2 separate regions of the Homo sapiens genome follow, and region 1 is linked to region 2. Evidence: read pairs that join two places in POLR2A ChIA-PET (ENCODE). Cell type or tissue: OCI-LY7. All regions are shown on one strand. Each heading gives the region's core, and the rest is flanking DNA. Links, peaks and the distances in the headings are about the cores only.

Evidence for each region. ChIA-PET counts read pairs that join two places held together with the same protein. Peaks named below come from ENCODE experiments on the same cell type or tissue, not always from the same donor. Only the 100,000 strongest peaks of a DNase experiment are listed, where the experiment ranks them.
Region 1: POLR2A ChIA-PET joins it to region 2 with 6 read pairs; 2 of 35 experiments call an interaction of 5 or more read pairs at or near these places.

Annotation. Positions count from the first base shown.
Region 1 is chr16:75,766,526-75,782,291 of GRCh38, forward strand. All of the region lies in intron 2 of LOC105371348 (a long non-coding RNA gene), which reads left to right. Among named protein-coding and RNA genes, the nearest start is that of CPHXL, 48 kb to the left of the region's middle. In OCI-LY7, for the core only: no CTCF peak of the experiment used is centred there; no DNase peak of the experiment used is centred there; H3K4me3 peaks cover 697 bases.
Region 2 is chr16:75,576,212-75,591,977 of GRCh38, forward strand. GABARAPL2 (GABA type A receptor associated protein like 2) reads left to right here. Exons shown (of 4, transcript NM_007285.7): 4 at 1,068-1,670. The coding sequence ends at 1,158. Among named protein-coding and RNA genes, the nearest start is that of GABARAPL2, 18 kb to the left of the region's middle. RefSeq lists a silencer at 233-312 and enhancers at 7,822-7,901, 7,982-8,031. In OCI-LY7, for the core only: a CTCF peak has its summit at 7,058; a DNase peak (open chromatin) is centred at 8,090.

The DNA of each region.
Region 1 (15,766 bases), core at 5,017-13,016, 190 kb after region 2:
TTTTATGTGAGTTTAACTTGCTCTTCAGAATAGTCTCAAATGTGCTATAGGATAGTGGCACATGGATGTAGGGGTCACTGCTCAGTCTTTCCTACTCCTTTGTCCTCTCTAAGTTGGCATCTGGTACTGAAGGACTTTCAGCATTTCCGAGCTCTGAGCGCCATAGGGCTGATATTTAAGAAGCTTTTGGGACTCAGTTTGTTGATGTGGAGTGGGAGAAGTAGCAGTGAGTGGAGGAGAGTGGAGGAGAACGGAGGAAAGTGACATCTATTCTTAATGGAGGGGAGGGTCAGGTCAGACATCAGGAGATACCAGGGAGGGAGTAGCCCTAAGGGGAATTGTTTTGGGTTCCCCAGCTGCCTGGATACTGGCTCTTCCCTCTCTTCTACTCCTTTCCCAGTCAGGTTCACTGTGATTGAATTTTTTTCGGACAGGTTTTAGTTTTATTTCTCTTTTACCCTAGACCCAGATTTGAGAGCTGGCACTATCATGACCCTGGCAGATTGTTTTTCTATTCTCCTTTTTATTGAAGCGTCCAACTATTAAGTTTGAATAGTCTCTTCCTTTAATTCGGTGTATTTTTGCTTCATGCATTTTGGGGCTGTGTTGTTAGGTACATACACTTTAATTATTTTTATATCTTCTTGATTAACTGACACTTTTATAATTATAAAATATCCTTCTTTGCCCTAATAATAATTTTTATCTTAAAATATTTTGTCAATTTTGCCTGGCATTAATATAGCTACTCCAGCTCTTCTGGTTATTGCTGGTGTATCTTTTCCATCCTTTTATGTTCCATTTATTTGTGTCTTTAAATCTTAAGTGTCTATTGTAAATAGCATATAATTGTGCTGTGTTTAAAAAAATCCATTCTCCAAATCTCTTCCTTCTAGTTTGACAGTTTGATCCACTTACTTTAATATAATTACTGATAAGATAGAATTATTTTTTGCTATTGTGCTATTTGTTTTCTATATGTATTATGTCCATTGTATTCCTCAATTCCTTGATTCTTGAATGCTTTTGTGTTAAATAGATATTTTATAGTGTAACATTTTAATTACCTTTCATTTCTCTTAAAATATATAATTTTAGTTATTTTATTAGTGGTTGCCCATGGTATTATAATTAATATTTTAAAGTTTTAAAGAGACAGTGTCTTGCTCTGTCAATGAGGCTGGAGTGCAGTGGCAGGATCATGGCTCATTGCAACCTCAGGCTCCTGGGCTCAGTGATCTTCCCACTTCTGCTGCAAGTAGATGGGACTATAGGCATACGCCACCATGGCTAGCTAATTTTCAAAAATTTTTGTAGAGACGAGGTCTCCCTGTGTTGCCCAGGCTGGTCTCAAACTCCTTGCCTCAAGTGACCCTCCTGCCTCGGCCTCCCAAAGTGCTGGGATTACAGGGATGAGCCACCATGCCCAGCCCAATATTTTAATTTATAACAATCTAGTCAATATAATACCAACTTAATTTTAGTAGTATACAAAAGTTTGCTCCAATGTAACTCTGTTTTCTTCCTTTTCTTTTTACAATTTATTCTTATATATGTTTTTAAGAGATGGGGTCTTGCTGTATTGCCCAGGCTGGTCTTGAATTCCTGGGCTCAAGTGATCCTCCTGCTTCAGTCTCCCAAAGTGCTGAGATTACAGGCATGAGCTACCATGCCCAGCCTACCTGCCTTCTTTATGCTGTTATTTTTACAAATTAGATCTTTATTGCTTGTGTACCCATCAACATAGACTTATAATTACTGGTTTATGTAGTTGTCTTTTAAATCAGATAGAAGAAAAGAAAATAACTATAAACAAAAATCATTTATGCTGTCTTTTATATTTAACCATATAGTTAACATTTACCAGTACTCTTTATTTCTTCATTTGGGTTTGAATTACTGCCAAATAACTTTCATCTAGGCCTAAAAGAACTCCTTTAGTATTTCTTGCAGGACAGCTGTGCTAGCAATGAATTCTCTTGGTTTTTTAAAAAAAATCTGGAGATGTCTTAATTTCCCCTTCAATTTTGGAGTATAGTATTGCTCTATATAGACTCCTTGATTGACAGTCTTTTACTTTCACTGCTTTGAATATGTCATCCTATTGTCTTATGTTCTCTTTTCCTTGATTTCTAATGGGAAACAGCTATTAATATTACTGAGAAGCCATTGTATATGAATCATGTCTTACTTGCTGATACCAAGTTTTTTCATCTTCATTCTTTAAGAGGTTGATTATGTTGTATTGAGGTATGAATCTTTTTAGTTTATTACACTTGAAGTTCATGTGTGCAAACCAATATTTTTCAACAAATTTGGGAAGTTTACAAGCATTATTTCTTCAAATATTGGTTCTTGACATTTCTCTCCTCTCCTTCTGGGTCTCCCATTACATATATATTGGTACTTTCAGTAATTTCCCACAGGTCTCTGAAACTCTGTTCATTTTTCTTTGTTCTTTTTCTTTTCTGTTCCTCAGACTGGATAATTTCAATTGACCAATTTTGAAATTTGTTGATTTTTTATGTCTTTTCATATCTGTTACTGAGAACCTGTAGTGAATTTTTCTTTTCTGTTATTAAGCTTTTCAATTTTATAACTTTTATTTTAAAGTTGAATTTTATAATTTCCATCTCTTTATTGATGTTTTCTGTTTGGTTAGACATTGTTCTCATACTTCTTTAGGCACACTCTCCTTTTGGTCTTTGGGCATATTTAGACTAAATGATTTAAAGTCTTTTCTAGTAAGTCCAATATCTGGGCTTCCTTTAGGACAAATTCTATTGATTGTTTATTTTTATGTATGTGTGTTGGCAGTACTTTATTTCTTTGCATGACTTATAATTTTTTACATTATTGAAACCTGGACATTTTAATAGGTATTATGTGGCAAGTTTGGAAATCAGATTTTCCTACATGTCCATGGCTTGTTTTTATTGTTGCTTATTGGTTATTGTTACCTGTTTGCGTACTTACGTTTCTTTTTTTTTTGAGACAGAGTCTTGCTCTGTTGCCCAGGCTGGAGTGCGGTGGTGCGATCTTGGCTCACTGCAAGCTCCGCCTCCCGGGTTCACGCCATTCTCCTGCCTCAGCCTCCTGAGTAGCTGGGACTACAGGTGCCCACCACCATGCCCAGCTAATTTTTTTGTATTTTTAGTAGAGACAGGGTTTCACCATGTTAGCCAGGAAGGTCTCGATCTCATGACATTGTGATCCACCCACCTCGGCCTCCCAAAGTGCTGGGATTACAGGCATGAGCCACCGCGCCCGGCTCTTACTTACATTTCTAAGGCAATTCAGTAAAGTTTGTATTCTTTGTCATGTATGGGCATTGATGCCACTACTCAGTTAGCTTAGTGGTTAGCTAGTAATTAGACAGGTTTCCTTAGAGGTCTGGAATCAATAAATCTTTCATTTGCTGAAGGGCTCTCTGTGCATGTTGGGTCATGTCCTCAAAACTTAGGCAGCTTGTAACTCCATCTAAGCCTTTTCTTACTGCCTACATAGATCCTCAAGGTAAGCAGAGATGAGAGCTGAGGGCCTTTCCAGGTCTTCCCTGAGCTTGTGTACTATCCTGGGAGTACACATGGTCATTTAGATCCCTGAGATTTTGTCAGAGCCTTCTGATGTCCTTCTAGACATCTTATTTTCAAACTTCTATTTTATTTTCAAGGTTTTTGGTTAGTCCTTTGTTTGCCTCAGCTGTTGTTAATCTCCTCAGGCAGCCACAAAGTTAAAACACTTGCCTGTAATTGTCTCCAAAAATAACATCACCTGACAGAAATCCTCTGAAGTGAGTGAGCTCCAAGGCAGCCTCTTAATGAGTTTTTCAAGAGAACCACCAGACAAATAAGAAATGATAATATTGGCTGGGTGCAGTGGCTCATGCCTGTGGTCCCAGCACTTTGGGAGGCCAAGGCAGGTGGATCACGAGGTCAGGGGATCGAGACCATCCTGGCTAACATGGTGAAACCCTGTCTCTACTAAAGGTACAAAAAGCTGGCTGGGTGTGCTGGCAGGCATCTGTAGTCCCAGTTGCTCGGGAGGCTGAGGCAGGAGAATGGCGTGAACCTGGGAGGCAGACCTTGCAGTGAGCCAAGATCGTGCCACTGCACTCCAGCCTGGGCGACAGAGCAAGACTGTGTCTCAATAAAAAAAAAAAAGAGATAATATTTTGGGAATTATACTTTGAAAGAGCTTCATCTCTATTCTGGTCCCACTGATGACTGCTAGGCAGCACCAGCAATGCAGATGAGTATTTTTCAAGGCTTTTTCTGAGCTAGAGAGTGGGGGGTGGGACCAGGGAAAGTTAAAATGTCACAAAGCTAACTTTTCTTACAGCCATCCAGCCATTTTTCTTGAGTAAACTCTCCCCAGGTCATGGGAAGCTTTTAATTCTTTTTTTTTTTTAAATTTCTACATCCACTTCAGTCACACAAAATCTTTTGATTCATTTCTGGAGATCTGAAAAAGGTAATTCTGACCATTTAAATAATTTTTTCATTGCTTTTATGGAAGGGTGAATTTTTGAGGGTCCCTGCTCTGCCATTTTTGCTGATGTTACCACCATCAAGATTTTCTTCAGCAGGGGTCTGCAAATCTTTCCTAGAAAGGTACCAATTGTAAATGCTTTAGGTATTGTGCTTCAGATTGTGTTTGTCACAGCTACTCAACACTGCCATTGTAGTACAAAAATAGCCATTGTAAGTATATAAATAAATGGCTGTGTTTCAATAAAACATTATGTATAGAAAAGTCACAGACTGGATTTGGCCCAAGGATCATATTTTGCCAACCCCTCTTTTTAAAGATAAAAAACAACCTTAGAATCCTTCTCAGACCACACTGCTCTTTAGTCATCTTCTTTCTGTTCTCACAGAGGTTGTTTTTCTTCCAACTGAGATACACTAAGATGTTTAAACATTTAAGACATATTTAATTCTGCATTTTTACTATAATTCAGAAAATTTGTTTTTGTTGCTTTCAATTTTTATTTACATTTCCCCCCTGAATTTACATTATTACTGCAACCAGAGAACCAAATCAAAATAAATTGATTCATTATCCTCCAGAATATGGGTTATGTATTAGATTCCAAAGGAAGTAAAACAAGTTTAAAATATACAAAGTTTCAATTAACTTTATTTTTGTAGAGTGTAGAACACTGTCTTACTTACATAAACTATCCAGTGGTTAAAAAAAGGTGCTGATCAGGAAATGGAGAGTGAATGGGAGCATTAATGGGAATATGTAGAAAGAAATCTTACACTAAATAAAATATCCAATAGAAGCTTTGATTGGAGACCACAAGAGGCCATATATCTTTTGAGTCAAAGAGAAAACTCTTGGGGTTAAAAAGAATACAGTTAATTTCTATATCACTGATATATAGTAGATTACCAAAAAAGGTAATGCAGAGTGAAAAATAAATTCTAATAGAATCCCAGTGAACTGTAAGGTAGGAGGTATCTTATCTCTAGGTAGGTAGCTGCTTACCAGGTATATTTTGATGACTACTAAGAAGAGCCTGTAGATGTCCTTCTACTTCAGCTCTTCCTGTGATTTCATAAATACTTATTTCACAGGCCTTTTCCTGATGAGTAAAATAATGCAATATATGTGTAATTTTTTGCTGTCTATGATCATCTTCTTCCTGATTCCTAGTTTGATTTAGACTTCCAAGAAGTTAGAATGTACAAGACATTGGGTCCCAGTAGAAAGAAAATGACAGATGTAAGTAATGGTGAAAAAAAGGGAAGTAAAATGACATTAGAGGAAGATAATCCCATATCACAATTTTGCCTGTGGTCCTTCTAGTAGTTGAATTTCTTTGTCTCTTAGGTTTGCATTTGCTATCCTTGTCACTATCTTCTTCTCCTTCTCCTCCTCTTCTTCTTCCTCCTCCTCTTCTTCTTCTTCTGAAAGAAAGAAAGAAAGAAACATGGCTATATAGTGTTGGAGCAGCCCTTCCACTGAAAACAACTATAAAAGAAGGAAGAACTATGAGTTTTTGATGGGATAGCAGAGCTACCAAAGCAGTAAAGATTTGATGAAACAAATTCCCAGAAAGAAGGTAATCCTAGGATTTGAGCTCAATATTTGGCATAACTTATATCTTCAACGCATTTGCTGATAGAGAAAGCAGGAGCTGGAGATTTCAGCTGAAAACCAGAGCAGAAAGCAGTAGCCAGCATCCGAGCAGAACATTTGCCAGTTTCACAAAACTGGAGAGATGAATATTGAAGATCACAGCTAGACAAAGACTACAAATAATGTAAAGTCTTTAATAGTCTTTAACAAACAATGTAAAGACTTTACAAATAATGTAAAATGTTCAAGAAATTAAATGATCAAATAGAACATTTAAACAGGAACTGGAATTTTTATTCCAGTAATTGGATTTTTTATTCAATCCAATAAAAAGGATTGAATACCAAGTCTAGAACTGAAATATGCAGTAACTGAATATTAAAAATTCAATGGATGAATTTAACAACAGATTAGATGTAGCTGAAATGAGAAAATTAGCAATTTGGAGGATAAATCTAAGAAATATACCAATAGAGAAAGGAAGAGGCAAAGTAATGGAAGATAAAAGACCAAAGAGAGAATGAAAGGTCTAACATATATGTTATTATAATCCTTGAAAAAGAGGAGAGAAACCATAAAAAAGAAAGAAATCTTGTATCTGAAAATCTACATGCTGCTACTATCAAGTTATTTGTTTGTAAGTGTATTACTCTTAAGCTTTAGAGCACTTTACACAAGTTTTATAATACCTTCCAATATTTAAATTTTTAGTATTTTAATGTTAAGTAGATTTTTGTCTTTAACCTATTCTAATTATTTATAGTAGATTAAAAATAATTGCATAATGAAAATATATTGTTTTACATTGAAAAGTCATGGATAATTAAAAAGAATTATAAATTAAACACTAAAATTATTAAAATGCAAAAGTTTCTTCCTTTTTAATTTTTTTTTCTGAGACAGGGTCTTATTCTGTTGCCCACGCTGGAGGAGTGCAGTGGTCCTATCATGGCTGACTACAGCCTTGACCTTCTGGGCTCAAGTGATCCTCCCATCTCAGCCTCTTGAGTAGCTGGAACCACTGGCACATGCCACCATGCCCAGCTAACATTTGTTTTTTTTCATACAGATGGGGTTTTGCTATGTTGTCCAGGCTGGTCTCAAACTCCTGAGCTCAATTGTCCCACCTTGGCCTTCCTAAGTACTGGGATTACAGGTGTGTGCCACCACACCCAGACATTTTTAAAAAATTAAATTAAATTTATTATTTTTTTTTGGTAGAGATGGGGTTCTCACTTTGTTGCCCAGGCTGGTTTTGAACTCCTGACCTCAAGTGATCCTCCTGCTTTGGCCTCCCAAAGTGTTGGAATTACAGGCATGAGCCACCAATCCAGGCCCAGGCAAAAGTTTCTAAATAAAATTTGGCTACATTTTATGTCTGAGTACGTAGAGTTTTGTTGCTGCTGTTGTCATCCATGGTGGGGGGTTAACAACTCACAAAAACTACTACTTATAAAATTATCAGCTATACAATTATTGGACAAAATATATTATTTCACTCTATACATAAACAATTCATTAGAACTTGAAGGAATTGTAGAATATGGAAGAGATGCTTCTGCTGAAATAAGGAGAATGTGAAATACCTCCTCATGGAATGCTGTCATTTTCACTTATCAGTTCCAAATATTAGGAAAGAAAACTCTGAGTAGATTATAGTCTGATACATAATGGCATAATGATAGCTGTTAAATAAAGAAACCACATGTAATTATCAAATTTTGCATGAGTCAGTTGCTTTTCAGTCTCACTAGAGCTGAAATAAAAGTATTTTAAGTCTCTTTCATTTCCCATTTTGACCCTGGGATGTACTCATTTGCCCGGCAAGAAAATTTCCCCTAAATGACTCTAAATGGAGAGATGAGGGACAAAGGGAAAGCAAATACAAAGATATATAACAAATAGCTTGGATTATACATGAAATAATTAACAAGCCAATGTTCCCCAGAACTGGCAATCCACTCACAGAACAAGAATTCACATGTGCATTTGACAAATAATACAACCAATTATGCGTAAGTCTGTGCTAGATCCATTTAGACTCACAGATACAGGCATTTAATGAAATGTGGAAGATATTAGTTGTAACTTCTATCCAAAGCCTAAATCCTGTGGAATATTCCAGGCCCATGGGTAATGGGAATCTACTTGAAAGCATCCAGTGATCAGAAACACACTAGCTCACTTTCAGATGGAGTTATTTTTGCAAAGTTAGAGATAGTGTAATAATACATGCCTCCCTGAAATTTTCAAATGTTGGTCTTTGTTTTCTTTCATGAAGCTATGCAAAAATTGTATAGTTCCTATTTAAAATAGCATACTTTCTGAGATCTGTAAACAGATATCATGATCTTAAGTCTTGCTTTCTCTAGGCCAAATATATTTGCTTTTAAAAATTAATATTCATATAATTCAGTTTTTGGGCAGTTCAATATCTGGCTAACTTTATCCTAGATTCATCCAAGTTTGTCAGCATCATTTGTAAAACAAAGTGCTGACATTTAAACACAATACTCTGTCCAGTTTTATTTCTCTTTCTCCAACTAGATGATAAGATCCTAAAGGAATTGGAGGAGAGGAGACTCCTTGTAATGAACAGAATTAATGAGAATCTGGAAGATCTTGGTAGTAAATTAATGAAGGTCTATGTATTTTTCTCTCAAAATGAAGAAATAAAAATATCAGAAATTTAAACAAAGAAACTGCTTACTTAGTTTATTATCAAAATAAGAATATAGTATAATGTGGCATAATTTTGAATAATCTATGGAGAGGAAGAGTAGAAGCTCCATTTGATTAGATTCTAAGAACGTTCCCCATCAAGGGAGTGTGTTGGACTTCTGAGAAGGAAATCTAATTATAGCACACTGTGGCTCTTGAGAAAATTATACTTACATAGTTATTTTTAAAATTAAGTATGTTTCTTGTGGTTTCAATGAGGTTGAAGTGATGTTTTTCAATCAAAACTAATTTTTTTACCTGTGTATAAGCAAACAAGATTCAATTATAGCTACTTAATGCAAATATCATTTACTGTGTTGATAGACAAGCAAAATTCTACTTGAGAGAAGCTGGGAGGTTGAGGAGGGAGTTGCTGAATTAAAGAAAACGATAGGGTTGTTAATATCTTAATTTTGCATAATGGGGAATAAAGATATATTGTCTGAAGTTAACAGAATAATGACTGTGAGGTATATCTTCTATTTATCAAACTGGTAAGGCAATAGTTATATAAATTTCTCAATCTATAAATAATATAATATAAAATATAAATGTTATATATATTAAATAATATATACAATATTTTTATTATAAATATAATAATATTTATAATATGGGGTATGTTTCTGATGAAGAGAACTGGGAGCAGGCAGATCTATTATCACAGGACTGTGTATTATTTGTATATTTTTTGGTATACTTGTAGTACTTGATAAAATTATATAACATTAAATGAAAAATACACAAATGATTTCAAAACCTAATCAGTTCTGGTTCCAAAATGGCAGTGTAGAAGCAAGCTGGCTTCACATCCCTACCCAGAAAACAAAAAATAAATATACAGTGCTGAGATTATCACCAGCAATATCCCAGAATTCATATATGGGAATGAGACAGTTCCCAGGGCCATGGAGAAGTGGAAAAAATCTGAGTATACAGTAAGATAATTGGACTTCCATATCCACAACACCCTTCCCTCTAATCTGTCTACCACCAAGCCATGCAGGAAATTTCCCCTTGATTCAGGGTTTCTGCACTGGAAAAAGTGAGGTCAAGATGGACCACCAGCTTCCACACCACCTTGATTCACTGGCAGGATAACATAGTGACATAGTGAGACCCAGTTTCTTAGACATAGTGAGACCCAATTTCATAGGGCCATAAAGACCTAGTAACACAGTGACAGTGAGACTCAGTTTCTAAGACAAATAACCCTCACAAAAAACCCCCAAAATATAGAAAATCAACAAAATGGAAAGTTGGAAAGAAAGTTTTAAAAGATACATAAAATTGACAAACATTTAGCTAGACTAAGAAAAAAAGAGAGAAGACCCAAATAAATAAAACTAGGAACAACAAAAGGAGACATAACAACTGAGGCTACAGAAATATAAAGAATCATTAGAGACAATTCTGAATGATATGCGAACAAATTGGAAAAATCTAAAAGAAATGGATAAATTCCTGACCCACCAAGACTGAACCATGAAGAAATGGAAAACCTTAACAAACCAATGATAAGTAATGAGATCGAAGCCATAATAAAAAGTCTCCTATTGGCCAGGCGTGGTGACTCACGCCTGTAATTCCAGCACTTTGGGAGGCCGAGACAGGCAGATCACAAGGTCAGGAGATCGAGACCATCCTGGCTAACACGGTGAAAACCTGTCTCTACTAAAAATACAAAAAATAAATTAGCCGGGCGTGGTGGCGGGCGTCTGTAGTCCCAGCTACTCAGGAGGCTGAGGCAGGAGAATGGCGTGAACCCGGGAGGTGGAGCTGGCAGTGAGCTGAGATCGTGCCACTGCACTCCAGCCTGGGCGACAGAGTGAGACTCCGTCTCAAAAAAAAAAAAAAAAAAAAAAAAGAGTCTCCTATAAAAGAAAAGCCCAGTACCTGATGTCTTCGCTGCTGAATTCTACCACACATTTAAAGAGTAACTAATACCACTTCTACTCAAACTCTTCAAAAAAATTGAAGTGGAGAGAACACTTCCAAACTCATTCTATGAGGTGGACATTAACCTGATACCAAAACCAGACAAGGACATGACAAAAAAAGAAAACTACAGGCCAATATCACTGATGAATGTAGATATAAACATTCTCAACAAAATACTAGCAAACCAAATTCAACCACACATTAAAAAGATCATTCATCATGACCAAATGGGATTCATCCTATGGATGTAAGTATGGCTCAACATATGCAAATCAATAAACATGATACTTCACATTAATAGAACCAAGAACAAAACCCATATGATCACTTCAATAGATGTCAAAAAAGCATTTGATAAAATTCTACATCCCACCAGGCACAGTGGCTCACACCTGTAATCCCAGCATTTTGGGAGGCCGAGGAGGGCAGATTGCTTGAGCCCAGGAGTTCCAAACCAGCCTGGGCAATACAGTGAAACCTTGTCTCTACAAAAAAGACAAGAATTAGCCGAGTGTGGTGGCAAGGGCCTGCAGTCCCAGCTACTTGGGAGGCTGAGGTGGGATGATTGCATGAGCCCAGGAAGTTGAAGCTGTAGTGAGCTGTGATCGTACCACTGCACTCCAGCCTGGGCGATAGAGCCAGACCCTGTCTCAAAAAAAAAAATAAAACAAAATAAAAAAATAAAAATAAAAATAAAGGAAAAGAAAAGGAAAAACGAAAAAAAAATCTATATATTTTTCATGACAAAAGTCCTCAAAAAAACTGATTATAGAAGGAACATACCTCAAAATAATCAAGGGCATATGTGACAGACCCACAGCTAATGTACTGAATGGGGAAAAATTGAAAGCCTTTCCTTTAAGATCTGGAAGAAGACAGGGATGCTTACTTTCACCACTTTAATTCACCATAATACTGGAAGTCCTGGCTAGAGCAATCAGGCAAGAGAAAAAAATCGAGGGCATCCAAATTAGAAAAGAAGAAGTCAAATTAGCCTTATTCACAGATGACATGATCTTATATTTAGAAAAAACCAAAAGACTCCACTGAAAAAGTGTTAGAACTGATAAATGCATTCAGCATAGCTGCAGGATACAAAATCATACAAAACCAGGAGCATTTATGTATGACAACAGTGAGTAATCTGAAAAAGAAAATAAGAAAACAATTCCATTTACAATAGCTACAAAGAATATAAAATACCTAGGAATCAATTTAGTCAAGTGAAAGATCTATACAAGAAAAAGTATAAAAGAGTGATAGAAAAATTGAAGAGGACACAAAAAAGGAAGGAGAGTTCATGCTCATGGATTGGAAGAATTAATATTGTTAACATGGCAATACTACCCAAAGCCATTTACAGATTCAATGCAATCTCTATGAAAATATCAACGACATTCTTCACAGAAATAGAAAAAAACTGCTAAAATATACATAGAACTACAAAAGACCCCGAATAGCCAAAGCAATCCTGATCAAAAAGAACAAAGCTAGAGGCATCATATTATCTGACTTCAAAATATACTAGAAAGCTATCTTAATAAAAACATCTTGGTACTGGAATAAAAACAGACACATGGAAGAATGGAACAGAATAGAGAATTCAGATATAACCCCATATATTTACAGCCAACTCATTTTTTTTCTTTCTTTCTTTCTTTCTTTCTTTCTTTCTTTCTTTCTTTCTTTCTTTCTTTCTCTTTCTTTCCTTTTTTTTTTCTTTTTTTAAATGAGACAGTCTCATTCTGTTGCCCAGACTGGAGTGCAGAGGGGTGATCTCGGCTCACTACAACCTCTGCCTTGTGGGTTCATGTGATTCTTGTGCCTCAGTCTCCTGAGTAGCTGGGACTACAGGCTTGTAACACCATGCCCGGCTAATTTTTGTATCATTAGTAGACATGGTGTTTTGTCATGTTGGCCAGGCTTGTCTTGAACTCCTGGCCTCATGCGATCCATCTGCCTTGGCCTCTCAAAGTGCTGGGATTACAGGTGTGAGACACCGCACCTGGCCTATAATCAACTCATTTTCAACAAAGAAGATATAGTGGGGAAAGGACAGTCTTCTCAATAAATGGTCTTGGGAAAACTGGATAGCCATATGCAGAAGAATGAAAGCAGACCCCTGTCTGTCACTCTATACAGAAATAAAATCAAAATGGATTGAAGACCTCAATATAAGACCCAAAACTATAAAACTACCAGAAGAAAACTTTGAGGAAATGCTCCAGGACATTGATCTGGGCAAATATTTTTTTGTGTAAGACTTCAAAAGCACAGGCAACAAAAGCAAAAATAGACAAATGGGACTACATCAAACTAAAAAGCAGCAAAAGAAACAGTCAACACAACGAAGAGATAACCCACAGAATGGGGGAAAATATTTGCAAACTATGCATCTGACTAGGATTAACAACCAGAATATATAAGGAACTAGAAAAACTCAATAGCAAGAATACAAAATCCAATTAAAAAATAAGAAAAAGATCTGAACAGACATTTCTGAAAAGAAGACATAAAAATGACCAATGAGTATATTAAAAATAACCATCATTGATCATTAGAGAAATTGAAATCAAAACCACAATGAGATATCATCTTAAGGTAGGAGGCAGGACTTGACTCCAGAGGTGGGACTTGAACACCGGACTAGATTGAGGACTAGCTAAAACAGGGCTTGGGTGGAAGCAGCTTTCTAATCAGATTCACCCACTAATGTGCCATATGAATTTACCATTGCCATGGCAACACCCGGGAGTTACTGCCCCTTTCTATAGCAATGACCAGATGACACCAAAGTTAGTGCCCCTTCCCTAGAGATGTCTGTGCAAACCACCCCTTAATCTGCATGCAATTAAAAATGGGTATAAATATGACTGCAAAACTGCCCTAAGCTGCTACTCTCTGTCTAGAAGGTAGCCCTGCTCTGAGGAGGAGTCACAAAGCTGTAACACTGCCTCTTCAATAAAACTTTCTTCCACCTCCTGTTTGTCCTTGAATTATTTCCTGGGCAAAGCCAAGAACACTCTGGACTAAGCCCCACTGTGGGGCTCACCTGCCCAGCTGAATCAATCTTACCTCAGTTACAATGTCTTTTATCAAAAGACTAGAAATAACGGATGCTGGTGAGGATGTGGAGGAAGGCGAACTCTCATACACTGTTGGTGGGAATGTAAATTAGCACAGCCACTTCGGAAGACAGTATGGAGCTTTCTCAGAAAATGGAAAATAGAACTGCCATATGATCCAGCAATTCCACTACTGGAGATATATATAAATGAAAATCAATATTATTGAAGAAATATCTGCACTCTCATGTTTATTGCAGCACTATTCACAACAGTCAAAATATGGAATTAATCTAAATGCCCATCAATGGATAAATGTGGTACATATATACAACAGAATATTATTCAGCTACAAAAAAGAATAAAATCCTGTCACTTGCAGCAACATGAATGGAACTGGAGGTCATTATGTTAAATGAAATAAGCCAAGCATAGAAAGACAAATGTCTGATATTCTTGCCTGTGGGAGCTAAAAAAGTGAATCTCATGGAGATAAGTTGCTTTCAGAGGCCAGGAAGTGCTTATCAGAGGCCAGGAAGAGTAAAACGGGGAAGAGAAGTTGATTAATGAGTACAAACATACAGTCAGATAGAAGAAATAAGACCTGGTGTTTAGACAGATCAGTAGAATGACTATAGTTAACAATAATCAATTACACATTTCAAAATAGCTGGAAAAGAATAATTTTAATGTTCTCAGCATAAAGAAAGACAAATATTTAAGGTGATGGATATTCCAATTACCCAGATTTGATCTTTACACATTATATGAATGTATCAAATGATCACATATGTCCCCAAAATGTGTATAATCTGTTGTGTGTCAATAAAAAAATTGAAAAAAAAAAACAAAACCCCTAATCAGGTTATTGGATGAATTTAGGGTGGAGGTCAAGTAAGTGTTCTAATTTCTTCATTTCCTTTCATGAGCTTACTTTCCACTTTTGAAAACTTACTTTACTCATAGCCAAGAATACGTGAGCTTATTCTCCCTGCATGGGCTTGAATATGTTTGAAAAAAGATGGACCTAGTACAATCTGGCCATTCATGCAGCTGTAATACAGATCAATTACAGAAACGGGAGGTGGAATAAGCACTATCAATGTTGTTTGGAGAAAAATGTAAAAAACAAAACCAAATCATGAGGCATAGATATTGATGGCTGGCAAACAAATACAGAAAACAGAGCAACCTGGAATATATTGATCATAGGTGCCGTGGCTCATTGAGTCTGTTGGAGAAACAGGCAGAATTGAAATTCCAAAGATCCTAGTGAAAAGTGACTTAGCTGCTCACTGTAGAAAAGAATGTGGATCATACAGTAGATTACACAGCTACACTTGGACAGTGACTTCATCAGCCATGCGATATTCTAATTTGCAAAATGATGAGATGAGACAGGGGCAGCAACGGCAGCACAGAGAGATGACCCGTTCCACCTCTTCCTTTGGTGGCCACATTCTATATTTAATACAGAGAATATAAAGCCATAAACCAGCTTCCTTTTCTCTGCAGCCACACCTAAGAGAAAACATGCATATTCAGAACATACCATGGGCTCTTTTTCTCTCTAGCAGTCTGTATTTAGTCACATTTCAGAACTTCATGAGATGATGAATCTCCAGCATCTGAGAGGGATGTTGTGTGTTACTAGAATCATGAAATCATTTTGAGGAGCTAAGAGGCAAGGTACTAAGTAGCATTAAAACCTCGAGAACCTGGTATCTGAGTGATTCAAACTTTAAAACCTGAAATGCAGAGACTACGGGTAAGAAATTGCCTTACCCATATGCCTGATCACCACATTCCCCAGATTAAAATACAGTGAGAGTGAAGAGAGTCACATCAGCAAAATGGTGAGTAGACAGCTACAAGCACACATTTCTCTAAGAAACCTGGAAAAACAAGCAGAAACTGTCAGAACCAACTTTGTCAGAACTCTAAAACAC
Region 2 (15,766 bases), core at 3,266-11,265:
CACAGCCATCCGAGCTAAGCTTGCAAATGGGGCAGGAAGAACAGGAAAAAAACTCAAAACCTCCCCCTTCATAAATGTGGTATTTGTCCATGTTTACATGGAGGTTCCACTCAGCCCTTGAGGAGCAAAGCAGCAAGTGGGGCAGTCACTGTTTCCTCAGGTTGAGGCCTTGGACTCCTTATCTTCCCCACTGGCTCTTGGTTTATGAGTTCCCCTTTTAAGGATCTGTTGTGACTTACCTATCTGGGCTAGTGACCTCAGATGTCTCAGACTGAGCATCTTACCACTGTTTCTGGTTGATCCCTTCACTCATGGTCTTAACACATTTGCACTTCCTCTCATCTCAGAGAGTACAGTCACGGGGCAGAGCTTGCATAGGGATCCAGGTGTTACTAGTCTTACTCTGGAGCTGGTCCAACTCAGTTTCATGGCACAGAACTAGATTAGGTCTCCACTGCGCAGTCTGTTTTACTGCTTAGGGAAAGCCAGCTTTTCTACCCACACACGTTTAGTTTGAAGAGTATCTATTTTTGGAGGGTTCTTTGGGAGGTTGGGCAGGCTTCTTTGGATCCCAGATACATTTAGAGCTTTTTGCATTAAGTGTGAGGAAAATAACTTCTCTTTGATGATGTTGATACACCATGTGGGCACCCTGGGGCACAGCGGTTTAGCTGGGGAGATTCCATGAGAATGAACCCAAACTACTCTTCTTTGCTAGGGTCCTTTACCCACACAGAGGTGAGCCTTTCAGGTTCTTCATTTTGCTTAGTTTCTTCCCTTGTCCTTGGCATTTAAGAGGCATCCATGTGTTAGCCAGCCAAAGCCCCCTGAAGGAGCTGGCTGCTTTAAAGGATTTACTTGGGAGGATGTCAAATGGCTTTGCCTTCTGCAGACTTCATTTATTTTAATCTTTTTATGGCTCCTTTCTCTTGCTTTAAAACAGGATTATAAGCACACAGCAGGTACTGACACCTGAAGTCTTACTAAATTCCTGTCCTCAGGCCATCCTTTTTCTCCTGAAACCTGGACTCCAATTTTCAATGACGTTTTTGTTTTTCTCTTTCAAGCCTAACTATGGGACAGCTTTACGAGAAGGAAAAAGATGAAGATGGATTCTTATATGTGGCCTACAGCGGAGAGAACACTTTTGGCTTCTGAGGGCCATTGCTGGGCTAGGTGCACCGTAACTGCTTGTGTATCTTGTAAATAGCCAGCCATTTTCAGTTATTATACCAGAACCTCTTCACATAGACCTATTAGTGCATTTGTAACTGGATTTATTTCTTAATATATTGGAAGGTTTTGTTTCCTTAGACTAGTAAATTATCATACAGAGTTTTATTTTGAGTTTTTCTTTTTGTGCATTGTCCTCATGCCTGTATTCTCCAGGAAACTTGTCCTTCTGGAAATCATATTGAATGATATTTCTATATCGAAGTGAGGTAGGTGCGGTATTAAAGTGAAAGGGAAGGTGATGCATTTATTCTGGGTTATGCTTGAAGTGTTAGATGGCTAAGTATTAAAATTATCCAAATTAAATCCTTAGCAGTCAGAACACTTGCTTCACTAGAATATGCCAACTGCCAATCATGTTGGACTGAGCTAATTTGTTCCTCTTTCTGAAACTATTAAGGTAAATAATTAACAATAAAAATTCTCTTATAAAGGCATTGTACTGTGGCCATGTCCTTTATTCACCCGCATTTGGATGGGCCAGAGAAGTGGCTCCTACATCTGCCAGACCAGGAAGAGGGCTTGTGGAGGTCATGGCCGCACATCCTGGGTCGGGAAGCCATGGCCAGGGTCATGAGGAGAGACATTGTTTTGAATAACTAATATGTTCACATGTTTGAGGTATCGGGACAATACAAAAAGGTATACACTGAGAAGGCTTGCTCCTGCCAGCTTCCTAACCACCTCTGCCCTTTATGGGAAATTACTTTTACTGGCTTCTTGTTTCTTTTCAATATTTTAAAAGTAAATAGGATAATTTAAAGGACAGTATAATGGCACAGTAAAAAGGATAATTAAATATGAATACATATCCTTATTTTCTTTCTTCTTTTTTTTTTTTTTGAGACCGGAGTTTTGCTCTTGTCACCCAGGCTGGAGTGTGATGGTGCAATCTCAGTTCACTGCAGCCTCCGCCTCCCGGGTTCAAGGAGTTCTCCCGCCTTGCCTCCTGAATAGCTGGGATTAGAGGCATGTACCACCACGCCCAGCTAATTTTGTATTTTCAGTAGAGATGAGGTCTTATCATGTTGGCCAGGCTTGTCTCAAACTCCTGACCTCAGGTGACCCACCCACCTCAGCCTCCCAAAGTGCTGGGATTACAGGCGCCCACCACTACACCCGGCTTCTTCTTTTTCTTATACAAAGAAAACATACACTTCTATATACACTGCTTTTTTTCATTTAACATTATATTTTAGTGATCTTTCCATATCACTTCTGTGCATCTTTTTCATGTTCCTGCATTCTTTAAGGTACTGCTTTCTACTCCCTTCTTCCTAAAAATCAAGATTAGATTTATCTATGCGCATGAGTTTCATTTCTCACACATTAGTAGAGATGTGTAGGCTTGCTAGGACACAAATACATTTGAGAGGAAATGCTTAGATACTTTCTTAAATCTTCTGCAGACATACTGTGTTGGTGGCTAGAGCACTACACAGACAAGAATAAAGAAACCAGGTATGTCCCACCAGTCTAAGAACATGTAATTAAAATGACTCACACTTTCCATTGCGGAAGAAACAAAGACCTTTAACTTTATCTTCACCAAATTATATAAGCAGCTCATCCAAGCTCTCTACTGATGTCATCTTCTCAGTTGGGATCAGAGGAAACATTCTTAATTTGTCACAAACATCTTGTTGGGTCTTTACCAAACTTGAGGTAATAAAATCTGTTTCTCTTTGCTGATAGTTTCACACTAAAAGCAGTTAGAAACTGACCTCAGAGCGATCAAGGTAAAGGGAAAGCAAGCTCTGTGTTACTAAGGAATTTTATTTGCAATGACATGCTCCCAATTCAAACAGGCCTTAGCATTAAAAAGGCAGTTTATTATCTCACCTCTCAGAGGGATGGTTCACTGGCTTGAGGTGTAGCTAGAACCAGGGATCAAATAATAACATCAAAACTCCATCTCTTGGTTTTGTTTTTCTCTGTGTTCTCTCCATGTGATGGCAAAGATGGCCCCATCTTTGGAGTTGCTTAGCAACTCTAGTGGAAGGAAGAACATCTTTTCTGAGAGCACTAACAAAAGTCCCTGGGAGGTCTCTGGCCTTGCTTGGACTACCAAACAGCCCTGCTTGGGCCAGAGAATGGTGAACCTCTGCTTAAACATATGAACAGAAATAGGATTTTACAGAAGTGGAGGAGGGGTGGCTTCCCAAAGGCATTTTGATTTATTTCTGTTTCACAACCACAAACCCACAAATGCAAACGAGAAAAAACAGCTAAAGAGAAGAAAACCAAAAGGCAAGTATCGTTGAAGCCAATTGCGTTTTTTGTTTGTTTTTTTGAGACGGAGTCTCGCTGTTGTCAGCCTGGGCTGGAGTGCAATGGCACAATCTCAGCTCACTGCAACCTCCGCCTCCCGGGTTCCAGCAATTCTGCCTCAGCCTCCCGAATAGCTGAGATTACAGGCGTGTGCCACCACGCCCAGCTAATTTTTGTATTTTTAGTAGAGACGGTTTCACCGTGTTGGCCAGAGTGGTCTCGAACTCCTGACCTTAGGTGACCCACCCGCCTCAGCTCACAAAGTGCTGGGATTACAGGCGTCAGCCACCATGCCCAGCCGTGTTTTTCTTTTAAGTAATTTATAGTTAGCACTTATTAAACACCCTCTGGATACCAGATGATTTACATACATTATCACAATCTTCAAAAAGCCCCCATAAGATAGGTAGTGAAGTTTCCACAGCCACACGACTACCAAGTGGCAGAACTGAGATAATAAGTAAAACTGAAGAAGAATGATGTGGTTGGCAATGTCAAATCATTTCATGATTTTTTTTTTCTATTTATAATGTGCCTGGGAGGACTCTGGCCTTGCTTGGTGTACCAAACAGCCCCATTTGGAGCAGGGACTGGTGGGAGGGAGTAGTGAACCTCTTCTTAACCATGTAAATGTAGGATTATACAGAATCCTACAGAATAGGATTAACCATGCTGCATACTAGGGCACAAATACGAACAAAGTACTATCCTGTCTTCCAGGAGGTTTCCGTCTGGCGGTAAACCAACATGTAAAGAATAATTACAAAGCAATGTTGTAAGTGCTATAGCAGAAGTCCTGGAACAGAGGCGGGAGTAGCTATCAGCTACAAAACAAACCATTGAAGAAAGCAGCCTTATTTGGAATATCAGTCAATAACAGTGGATTTGTCAATTTTACCTTTAAAATGTAACATCTAAGTGAAGATTTTAAAAGTTAAAAAAAAAAAGCATATACTCTTCCCCCAAACCCTACTCCTCAAAAAGACACTAGACTTGTAAAATTGTACAGATGAATTTTATCAAACTAAGGAACCCCTTTCTTAAATTGTTTCAGAGATTAGAAAAGGAATAATTACATTTCTTTTGAGACTTATAAAATCTCAATGTTTAAAACTTTATAAAGATAGTATAAGAGAAAAAGTTATAGCTTTGTCTCATTTATCAACATAGAAAAATCATATATATATATTTTAAAAGAGATGGGGTCTCACTGTCACACAGGCTGGAGTGCTGGGCTGTGATCACAGCTCACTGTAGCTTCGAATTCCTGGGCTCAAGTGATCCTTCCATCTCAGCTTCATGAGTGGTGCCTGGCCCCCATGTTTAAAATATAACAGCAATGGCATGAAAAATGAACTGGATGACCCATGACTCTATAACGGTTATATATGAAAAAACAGATCCCTGTATTACACACAAAATAAATTCAAGGTGGATTAAATATCTGAATATGAGACAGCATGGCGGCTCACACCTGTATTGCCAGCACTTTGGGAGGTCGAAGTGGAAGGATCCCTTGAGGCCAGGAGTTTGAGCCCTGGGCAACGTAGTGAGACACTGTCTCTACAAAAAATTTAAGAATTAGCTGGGCCTCGTGGTGCAGGCCTATAGTCCCAGCTACTGAGGAGGCTGAAGTGGGAAGCTCAGGTGATGAGCCCAAGGAGTTTAAGGTTGCAGTGAGCTATGATTGTGCCACTGCACTTCAGCCTGGGTGACCCTGTTGCGAAAAACAAAAACAGGCCACGAACAGTGGCTCATGCCCGTAATCCCAGCACTTTGGGAGGCTGAGGTATGTGGATCACTTGAGGTCAGGAGGTCAAGACCAACCTGGTCAACATGGTGAAACCCTGTCTCTACTAAAAATACAAAAATTAGCTGGGCGTGTTAGCGGGCACCTGTAATCCCAGCTACTTGGGAGGCTGAGGCAGGAGAATTGCTTGAGCCTGGGAGACAGAGGTTGCAGTGAGCTGAGATCTTACCATTGCACTCCAGCTTGGCTGACAGAGCGAGACTCTGTCTCAAAACAGGAAAAAAAAAAAAAAAAAAAAGCACCTAAAACAAATAGAAGCCACAGACTGGGTAAGAGATATAATCAAGACATAATTAATATCCAAAATAAATAAAAGAACTCTTGGAATCAGTAACACAAACCACCTAGGCTGGGTGCTGTGGCTCACACGTGTAAGCCCAGCACTTTGGGAGGCTGAGGTGGGTGGATCACTTGGGGTCAGGAGGTCAAGACCAGCCTGGCCAACTTGATGAAACCCTGTCTCTAGGGCCAGGTGTGGTGGCTTATGCCTGTAATCCCAGCATTTTGGGAGGCCGAGGCGGGCAGATCACAAGGTCAGGAGATCGACACCATCCTGGCTAACACTGCGAAACCCCGTCTCTACTAAAAATACAAAAAATTAGCCGGGCGTCGTGGCACGTGCCTGTAGTCCCAGCTACTCGGGAGGCTGAGGCAGGAGAATTGCTTGAACCCGGGAGGCAGAGGTTGCAGTGAGCCAAGATTGCACCACTGCACTCCAGCCTGGGTGACAGAGTTGAGACTCCATCTCAAAAAAAAAAAAAAAAAAAAAGAGAAGAAAAGAAACCCTGTCTCTACTAAAAATACAAAAATTAACTGGGCGTGGTGGTGGCACCTGTAATCCCAGCTATGCGGTAAGCTGAGGCAGGAGAATCTCTTGAACCTGGGAGGTGGAGGTTGCAGTGAGCTGAGATCGCTCCACTGTACTCCAGTCTGGGCAACAGAGCAAGACTCTCAAACAACAACAACAATAAAAACAAACCACCCAGTAGAAAAATGGGCGAAAGACTTTTAAACTATTTGAGATTAGAAAAAGGAATAACCACAAATTCATTTTGAGACTTACCAAATCTCAGTGTTAAAACTTTATAAAGACAACATGAGGCCATGCACAGTGGCTCATGCCTGTAATCCCATCCCAACACTTTGGGAGGCCAAGGTGGGAGGATCAATTGAGCCCAGGAGTTTAAGCTTGCAGTGAGTGATGATCGTGCCACTTTACTCCAGCCTGGGTGACAGAGTGAAACCCTGTGTCCAAAGCAAAACAAAACCCACAGAAACAAAAAGACAGTGTAAGAGAAAAAAGAAATTATAGATCTCATTTATTAACATAGAAAAATCGTAAAGTTTTTATTTTTTTAAAGAGATGGGGTCTCGCTCTGCTGCCCAGGCTGGAGTGCAGTGGCATGTTCATAGCTCACTGCAGCCTCAAATTCGTGGGTTTAAGCAATCCTCCTGCCTCAGCCCCACAAAGTGCTGGCCAGGCTTAAGCTACCATGCCCGGCCTGGCATTTAGCTCTTTAATTTACCTTGAATTTATTTTATGTATAATTAATATAGGAATCTATTTTTTCATATGTATATAATCAATTATTTTGTGTAATTCCTACAAAAGAGAAAACCTAACAGGTCAATAAACAAAATTCTTAACATCACTCAAGACCACTGTTATTGTACCAACTCTAGAATGCACCGTTCACAAAGACTAAAATGTGAACAGCACCTCCTAGAGTTGTGTGGTATCTACACTACATTATTGGTGGCCTTGTAAAAATCTAAAGGAAACTATAGAATATAACTGCATCAAATTGGCCGAAATTAAATTTTCAACAAATGAAATATTGGTGAGGACGTGAAGCATCTAGAATTGTCATAAATGGCTATTTTGTATGTAAACTGGTACCATCACTTTGGGAAAAAGTTTGACACTGTATCTAGTGAAGTTGAAGGTGCCTGTAATCCATGGCTTAGCAAGTTCCACTTTTAGTTATATATTCCAGAAATATCCCTACATGTGTACAAGAGACATGTAGAAGAATGATCATTGCAACCTTGTTTGAACAAAAAATTGGAAACCAACTAAATGTCCACCACAGGAGAATGGAGAGATAATGTGGTATATTTATACAAAGGAATACTATATAGCAGTTGAAATAACTAGAGCCACATGTGCCAACATAAATAAATCTCCAAAACAGTACTGATAATGAAAAAAGCAAGAGGCAGTATATTCAGCATGATCCATCTCTATAATAAACTTTAAAAATTTGCAAAACAATTATATTTATTGCTTATAGATATAAACTTATGTAATAAAAGTATAAACCACGCAAGGGAATGAAACATCAAATTCAGGATGGTGGTTACCTCATGGAGGGAGGGAAATGGGATCAGGAAAGGGTAAATGTGGGGTTTCAAACACTAGTCATGTTTTGTCCAAAAAGTAAAAACCTGACGCAAAGACAGCAAAATGTTTACTGTTAATTGGGTCATGAGTGTTTCTTTTCTTTTCTTTTCTTTTTTTTTAAAGACACAGGGTCTCACTGGGTTGCCCAGGCTGGTCTTGAATTCCTGGGCTCAAACGACCCTTGCACCTTGGCTTCCTGTAACTTGGATTACAGGCACATATCACCATGCCCAGCTTCATTTTACTTTTATGTTTGAAATATTTAATCACTTTTGTTTTGTTTTTAAGTTACACCAATGAGAATAGGAATTAGGTCCTTCTCAAAGGAGAGCATCTGGCTGCCTCCATTTCTCACTTCCTCCTCCCTCCTCAGCTCAAGATAGGCAAGCTTCTACCCCTCCACTTCTCTGCCCCAGAGTTTGCTAGGCTTACCAAAATAACCTTGTCCCCCGCCCGTGGATACTTGCCACCACACCCAGCTAATTTTCATTTTTTTTTTTTGTAGCAATGGGGTGTCACTATGTTGCCAGGTTGGTCTCAAACTCCTGGCCTCAAGGGATCCTCCCCTATACTTTACGTTACTCTCTCCTGGAAGCTCCTAATTGGCTTTCTCCTGATTTTCCTCTGGTCTCTCAGTCACTCTCGTTTCTATGCTTTTCTACCCGCTCCTGAAGTCTCCATTTCCCCAGGGTTCCCTCCTCACCAGTGTCTCCTCTTCTCTATCTGCACATTCTCTGTAGATGATTTCATCTAACCCATGTCTTTAATGATGACTCCAAAATTTTTATCTCAATGTCATCTCTCTCCTGAGCACTAAACCAGTCCGTGTAAATGCCCACTATGGGCCCTTATCCTGCCAAAATCTTAACCTCTGAAACTGGGCACATCCCCTGCCTACATCTCCTGGCCCCCCAACACCAGCTTCTCTTCCTGGGTCCCATTTCACGATCCATGGCACAGCGTTCCATTCTGTCACCAACACGACAACCTGGGAGTCATCTTCAACCACTCCCTCTTCCACTCCCTGCACTCACCTCGCCCTCTGCCTGTTTCTGAAGTCAGCCCCTCACTGTGGTTCCTCAAGCCTCTATTGCCTGGGCCTCATCATTTCTCTTGAAGTTACTACAGTAATCCCCCAACTATGGTCACCTCACCACCATCCCTGCTCCTGCAGTCTGTTCTCCTTGCTACAGCAAAGAGTTATCTTTGTAAAATGTAACTTCATCTTAGCACCCATCTCTCAAAATCACTGAAGTGCAGAGCGGTCAGGATAAAACTATTCTCCTTTGCAAGGCACTCAGAGTCCTCCCTGCTGTGACCTCCAGCCTCATCCCCAGCGTCCCCCATACTCCACTAGCCCAGCCATGCTGTGCTCTCACCTCTAGCCTTTGATTATGATGTCTCTCCACTGTAAATACCCTTCCCTCTAAACTGTTGCCAAATGTACCCCCAATTCTTTTTGCTTGCTAGCCACTAATATTTCCCCTTCACCAGTTGTTTACTAAGAACCCTGCACCCTTCTCCCAGGTTGGGTATTAGACCTTTGTCACAGTCATCCTCACACTGCACTCTTTCACTATGAAGTCACTTGCCATCCTCCTTTACTCAGGAGCAACATGAGGACTCTCCCTTATCCTTGTACCCCGGCTGCAGAGCAAAATGCCTGGCACATTGATGGCATCTAGGTGTATGACTGCTCTTACCTGGAACTGAGAGCCTACTTAACAAGCACTGACACATCTTACTTTTGCAGCAGCAGCTGAAACACACTGGCCCCAAAGAGGGCATGAGACAGGCTTGTGCAATCCCAAAGGTGGCCAGAGGATCTCTTTCAAGGAGAATTTGGAAGGAGGCAATATAAATGTTCTTATTCTCAAAAGACTCATTCTTCCTTAAACAGAAAAAAGGAAAGCCTTAAAATGTACAACTGATTCCCTTTTTCATCCTTATTTCTTATAGTTTGGATGTTTGTCCCTGCCCAAATCTCAAGTTGAATTATAATCCTAAATGCTGGAGGTGAGGCCTCGTGGGAGGTGTTTGGATCATGGGGCAGATCCCTCATGATTGGTACTGTCTTCGTGATAGTTTTCACAATATCTGGTCATTTCAAGGTGTGTGGCACCTGCCTCCACTCTCTCTCTTGCTCCTGCTTTCACCATGTGAGACGCCTGCTCCCGCTTCACCTTCCATCATGAGTAAAGCTTCCTGAGGCCTCCCCAGAAGCAGATGCTAGCACTGTTTCCTGTACAGCCTGCAGAACTGTGAGCCAATTAAACGTCTTTTCTTTTCTTTTTTTTTTTTTTTTTTTTGAGACAGAGTCTCACTCTGTCACCCAGGCTGAAGTGCAGTGGCAAGATCTCTGCTCACTGCAACCTCCACCTCCCAGGTTCAAGTGATTCTCCTGCCTCAGCCTCCTGAGTAGCTGGGATTACAGGTGCCCACCACCACGCCTGGCTAATTTTTTTTTGTATTTTTAGTAGAGACGGGGTTTCACCATGTTGGTCAGGCTGGTCTCGAACTTCTGACCTCAAGTAATCCACCGGCCTTGGGCTCTCAAAGTGCTGGGATTACAGGCGTGAGCCACCTTGCCTAGCCAAATGTCTTTTCTTATAAATTACCCAGTCTCAGCTATTTATTTATAGCAATGCAAGAATGGCCTAACACACCTAAAACCAATCCTGGTGGCTGACACTGAGGAAGCAAAGCCACAGTTTGGTCGGAGGATCCACATACACCTCTGTGATCGACAGCTTTGCTCCTTCACCTGGAGCTGTTGCTTCCAGATGTGGGATGGAGCGGTGCAAACACATGTGCAGACACCTGGTGTGCAGCATGACACTCTACAAACATCTGCCCAATAGGCTTCTCCTGAGGACAGTCATGTTTATTAGCAAAAGCTCTGGAAAATGGGACTAGCAAATTGGAAGGAGTCACTTAGAAGCTGGCAGACAGACGACCTCAGCTGGAGTTTCCTAAGTGCTAGTCACTGCATGTGTGGTAGACAGCCCTCCTATACCTATCACAACCCCATTGCCAAGTGGGCAGAGCTGCCCTCATTTCAAAGGAGAGGACACTGACACTTTGAGAATGAAGTTACCTACCCAACATCACACAACTAGGACATCCTGGTGCCAAAATTCACACTTCGGTCTAATGCCAAAACCCATCTTTATTTTGCTAGTCCAGACAGTGAGAATTAAAGGGCTGTGTTTAAATGTGGCCCACAGACATGTATATAAATACCTAATTTTCTTGCTTCTCCTGAAAAAATTCTTAAGATCTAGCAACAATCAGCTAGAACAACAACAAAAACGGTTCCAGTTCATTCCACCTGCCTTAAGTTTCCTGCTCCTGAAAAGACTGGGTTTGTGACCATCGCACCATAGTCTACACACTGTCATTTATTTATTTTTGAGACAGAGTCTCGCTCTGTCACTCAGCTTGGAGTGCAGTGGTGCAATCTCGGCTCACTGCAACCTCGGCTAACTGCAACCTCCGCCTCCCGGGTTCAAATGATTCTCCTGTCTCAGCCTCCTGAATAGCTGGGATTACAGGATTAACTTGCCCAGCTAGTTTTAATATGTTTTGTTTTTTGGAGACAGAGTCTCTGTCATCTAGGCTGGAGTGCAGTGGCACGATCTTGGTTCACTGCAACCTCTGCCTCCCAGGTTCAAGAGATTCTTGTGCCTCAGTCTCCCGAGTAGCTAGCATTACAGGCATGCACCACTATGCCCAGCTAATTTTTGTATTTTTAGTAGAGATGGGGTTTTGCCATGTTAGCCAGGCTGGTCTGGAACTGCTGACCGCAGGTGATCCACCCACCTCAGCCTCCCAAAGTGCTGGAATTATAAGCATGAGCCACCATGCCTGGCCTAGTTTTTATTTTATTTTCAGACAGAGTTTCGCTCTTGTTGCCCAGGCTGGAATGCGATGGCGCAATCTTGGCTCACTGCCACCTCTGCCTCCCAGGTTCAAGAGATTCTCCTGCCTCAGCCTCCCCAGTAGCTTGGATTACAGGCGCCTGCCACCATGCCCGGCTAATTTTTATATTTTTAATAGAGGTGGGGTTTCACCATGTTGGCCAGGCTGGTCTTAACTCCTGACTTTAAGTGATCTGCCCACCTTGACCTCCCAAAGTGCTTGGATTACAGGTGTGAGCCACCATGCCCGGCCCATTTATTTTACAAAATAATTCCCTCAAAGTATATGCAAGCAAAATACTAAGCCACGTGGGCCCTTGTTGTTTGGGCTGCTGTAACAAAACACCATAGACTGAATAGTTAATAAACAATATAGCTCTATTTCTTACCATTCTGGAGGCTGGGAAGTCCAAGATCAAGGTGTGATTTGGTGTCTAGTGAGAGCCAGATTCCTGGTTTATAGACAGCCATCTTCTCATTGTGTCCTCACATGGCGGAAGAGGTAAGGAATTTCTGGAGTCTCTTTGATAAGGACACTAATCCCATTCATGAGGGCTCTGCGTTTTTTCTTTTTTTGAGACGGAGTTTTGCTCTTGTTGCCCAGGCTGGAGTGCAATGGCGCGATCTCAGGTCACTGCAACCTCCTTCTCCTGGGTTCAAATGGTTCTCCTGCCTCAACCTACCGAGTAGCTGGGATTACAGGCGCCCGCCACCACGCCCAGCTGATTTTTGTTTTTTTAGTAGAGATGGCGTTTCACCATGTTGGCCAGGCTGGTCTCAAACTCCTGACCTGAGGTGATCCACCTGCCTCCGCCTCCCAAAGTGTTGGGATTACAGACGTGAGCCACCATGCCTGGCCGGGCTCTGCTCTTAAGATCTAATCACCTCCCAAAGACCCCACCTCTGATACCATAATTCTGGGAGTTACGATTTCAACATAGGAATCTGGGGGGACACAAACATTCAGACCATAGCAGCTCTCATCTTTCATGAAGGAGGCACAGAGCCGGGCGGCACCACCTACCTGCTTTAGCACAGGTGAGTGAGCACTGTCATCAGAGCTGGTTTAACTGCACTTGCCACTCCATCACCCCGACTGCCTTCTCCCACTGTCAGCTGGCTTCACAGCCCAGCAGTTACTGACATGTTAGTAAAGAAGGACATTCACAGTGGCACTGGGTAAGCTGAAGAACAAAAGTACAGCATGAAAATGCCAGCTGAAAAGGCATTCACTGGAGGTCAAAAAGGTTCACAAGAGGCAGCAATAAACAGGGAAGTTGATGAAACTTTGGGTTGGGGGATGCACGTCCCGAAACTTACATTAAGAAAAGCTCTTTCAATTAACAAAATCGAATTCAGAGCAAACGGGTGAACTGGACTGAGTGTGCCTCTATTGTTGGGTAAAGCTTAGTAATACTGCCCACAGTATCATTTGCCAGAGATTTCTTGAGAGGTTGCACAGAAAGGTCTTGTTGTTGAACTGAAGAAAAATGTTGGGAATGGCTCTGTGATCCTGCCTGTTGTCAGGTTGGTTTCACCAGCAAGGGGCCCACCGTACCTCTCCTGTGGAGACACTGCTTAGTTTCAATGTGCTTTTCATTCTCTTGGCTGCCTGAGCAAATGGCCATCACTGTTTCCATTGTGAGCTCTTCCCCTTCCGGAGCTGAGCCCAAGTACAGGGAACATGTGCTGGAGACCAACATTTGGCAGCCTGGGTCCCACTTGGAGTGACTTTCTGCCACTCCCTTTCCTCCCACAGAGACATTTCCCTGCATTTGGTCACTGAAAAGCAGTGCCGGACAGGCTTGTTCTAAAAGCTGATTCCTAACCCTACTGGCTCATATGAATGAGGGGCAAAAAATCCATACCCAAATTCAGAGCCCAGGTTAGTCGATTGAGACAAAATTTATTTTCAGGCCGGGTGCGGTGGCTCATGCCTGTAATCCCAGCACTTTGGCAGGCAGAGGCGGGAGGATCACCTGAGGTCGAGAGTTCGAGACCAGCCTGACCTTCATGGAGAAACCCCATCTCTACTAAAAATACAAAATTAGCCGGGCATGGTGGCACATGCCTGTAATCCCAGGTACTCGGGAGGCTGAGGCAGGAGAATCGCTTGAACCCAGGAGGTGGAGGTTGTGGTAAGCCCAGATCACGCCGGTGTACTCCAGCCTGGACAACAAGAGTGAAACTCTGTCTAAAAAACAAAAAAGTTATTTTCATCCCTCCCTTGTCACCAACATGACTGAGGCCATATGTAGTCACATCAACAATGGGCAGTTTCCTAGAGAAAATTTCTCTTTGTATTATCTATCCAATTAATAATTTTTATGAGAATCCTACCTAACAGTTGAAAAAAACTGAGCATCCTAAATGCGAGGATCTAATTTGGTAGGACAGATGAGAAGTTATAAGTAGAGGTTACATACTTTCCCCACATACACATAGAAGTTAGTGGCAGAACTGGTACTAGGACACAATTGCTTGAGTATCTAGGCCCAGTTTTATTCTACTACACAAAGTAATAAGGGCTATGTTTTTGTTTTTTTGCATTTTAAATTTGAGGTATAATTACGTAAAGTACACGAACATTAACGTGTAGACTTAATTTCGACAAATGTTTACACCAATATAATCAACGCTCCAATCAAAACACAGGATGTTTCCATCTCCCAGAGGGTGCTCCTGTGCCTCTTTCTAACTCAACCGCCTGCTCCCCATCCCCCACCACATCAGGCAATAACCACTCATCTGACATCTATCCCTTTTGATTCATTTTGGGTCCCCAGTTTTAAGAAATAAAAATTGAATTCAAACAACTTTGCCTGAAGCCCTTAAATCTTTACAGAATTTTCCTACCACTTTTGGACCATAGGTATAAAGATTTGTTTTGGATTCATCTGGATGGTGTTACAGCAAGTCAGTCTCAGCCCCAGTACAGACACGTTTAAGTTTAAAAGGATTCACATTTATAGGATGTGAAGGTCAACAATTCTTCAATATGGGGTATTAAAAAAACTACTCTTTCTGGAAAATAAATGTACTTTGTCTAAAATATCTGCCTCCTTGGCTGTTTCTGTATTCAACCATTCCTTCGGGATAGCCGCCTATGGGAAGAGCTGCTTGAGCTCTTGAAAGTAAGCACTTAGATACTAAGTATTTTTCCAGTTGGAAGCTGTCTCCTGGTTTCAATAGCTTTTCTGCTGCGGTGGGACTCATTTTAACAGCTCCTCTGGCTTTCCCAGACACCATCTCAGGAGGCAGTGGCAGTTGAAAAGATAACACTGTCCTAAGCCATTTAACTAGCCAGCAAGGGAAGTGGGTTTTAGGAGCTGGAAAATTTTGGCTAAGGCTTGCTCAGAACACTGTCTTAAATCCAAAAAGTCTTGCCAAGGTCCAGGTGGAGGCAGCTTTCCCCCAGCCACAGACACTACCAAATCAGACAGGGCTTGCATTTCTTCCGACCAGAGGCACTGGCAGCCAGGGTTGGTCATTATCTCCATAGCAGCCTTGTTTCCCCAGACAGTGAGCTCATGCTTGGCGCTGATCAACTCCATAAAACAAGGCGTTTAACCCTATGCAGAAATGACTACATGAAACCTATACAATTATTTAAATCAAGCCAAGTTTTGAAAATTATGAAGAAAATACAAATTATGCAACACAGTCATAACATTAGAACCCACTTATGGGCACAGAATAAACAGCAATGCTGAAAGTTTAAACTTCCCTGAAAGAGCCAAATTCCAGAAGACAGTAATTCTGCGGAATTCAGCTGCCTAAAGCAGCTTGTGAGGTTCCTCTTCCCTATGCAACATTGCCTCTACGTGTTTTCTGGTGTTAATGCAGTTTAAGATAGAGAAATCTTTTTCCACTAATTTTTATTTCATTTAAAAAATTTATTTAAAAAATATAATTAACATGGTTCAAAATTTTAAAAGGGTAAAACCAAACACAGCATATTCTCACTCATAGGTGGGAACTGAACAATGAGAACACATGGACACAGGAAGGGGAACATCACACTCTGGGGCCTGTTGTGGGGTGGGGGGAGGGGGGAGGGATAGCATTGGGAGATATACCTAATGCTAGATGACGAGTTAGTGGGTGCAGCGCACCAGCATGGCACAT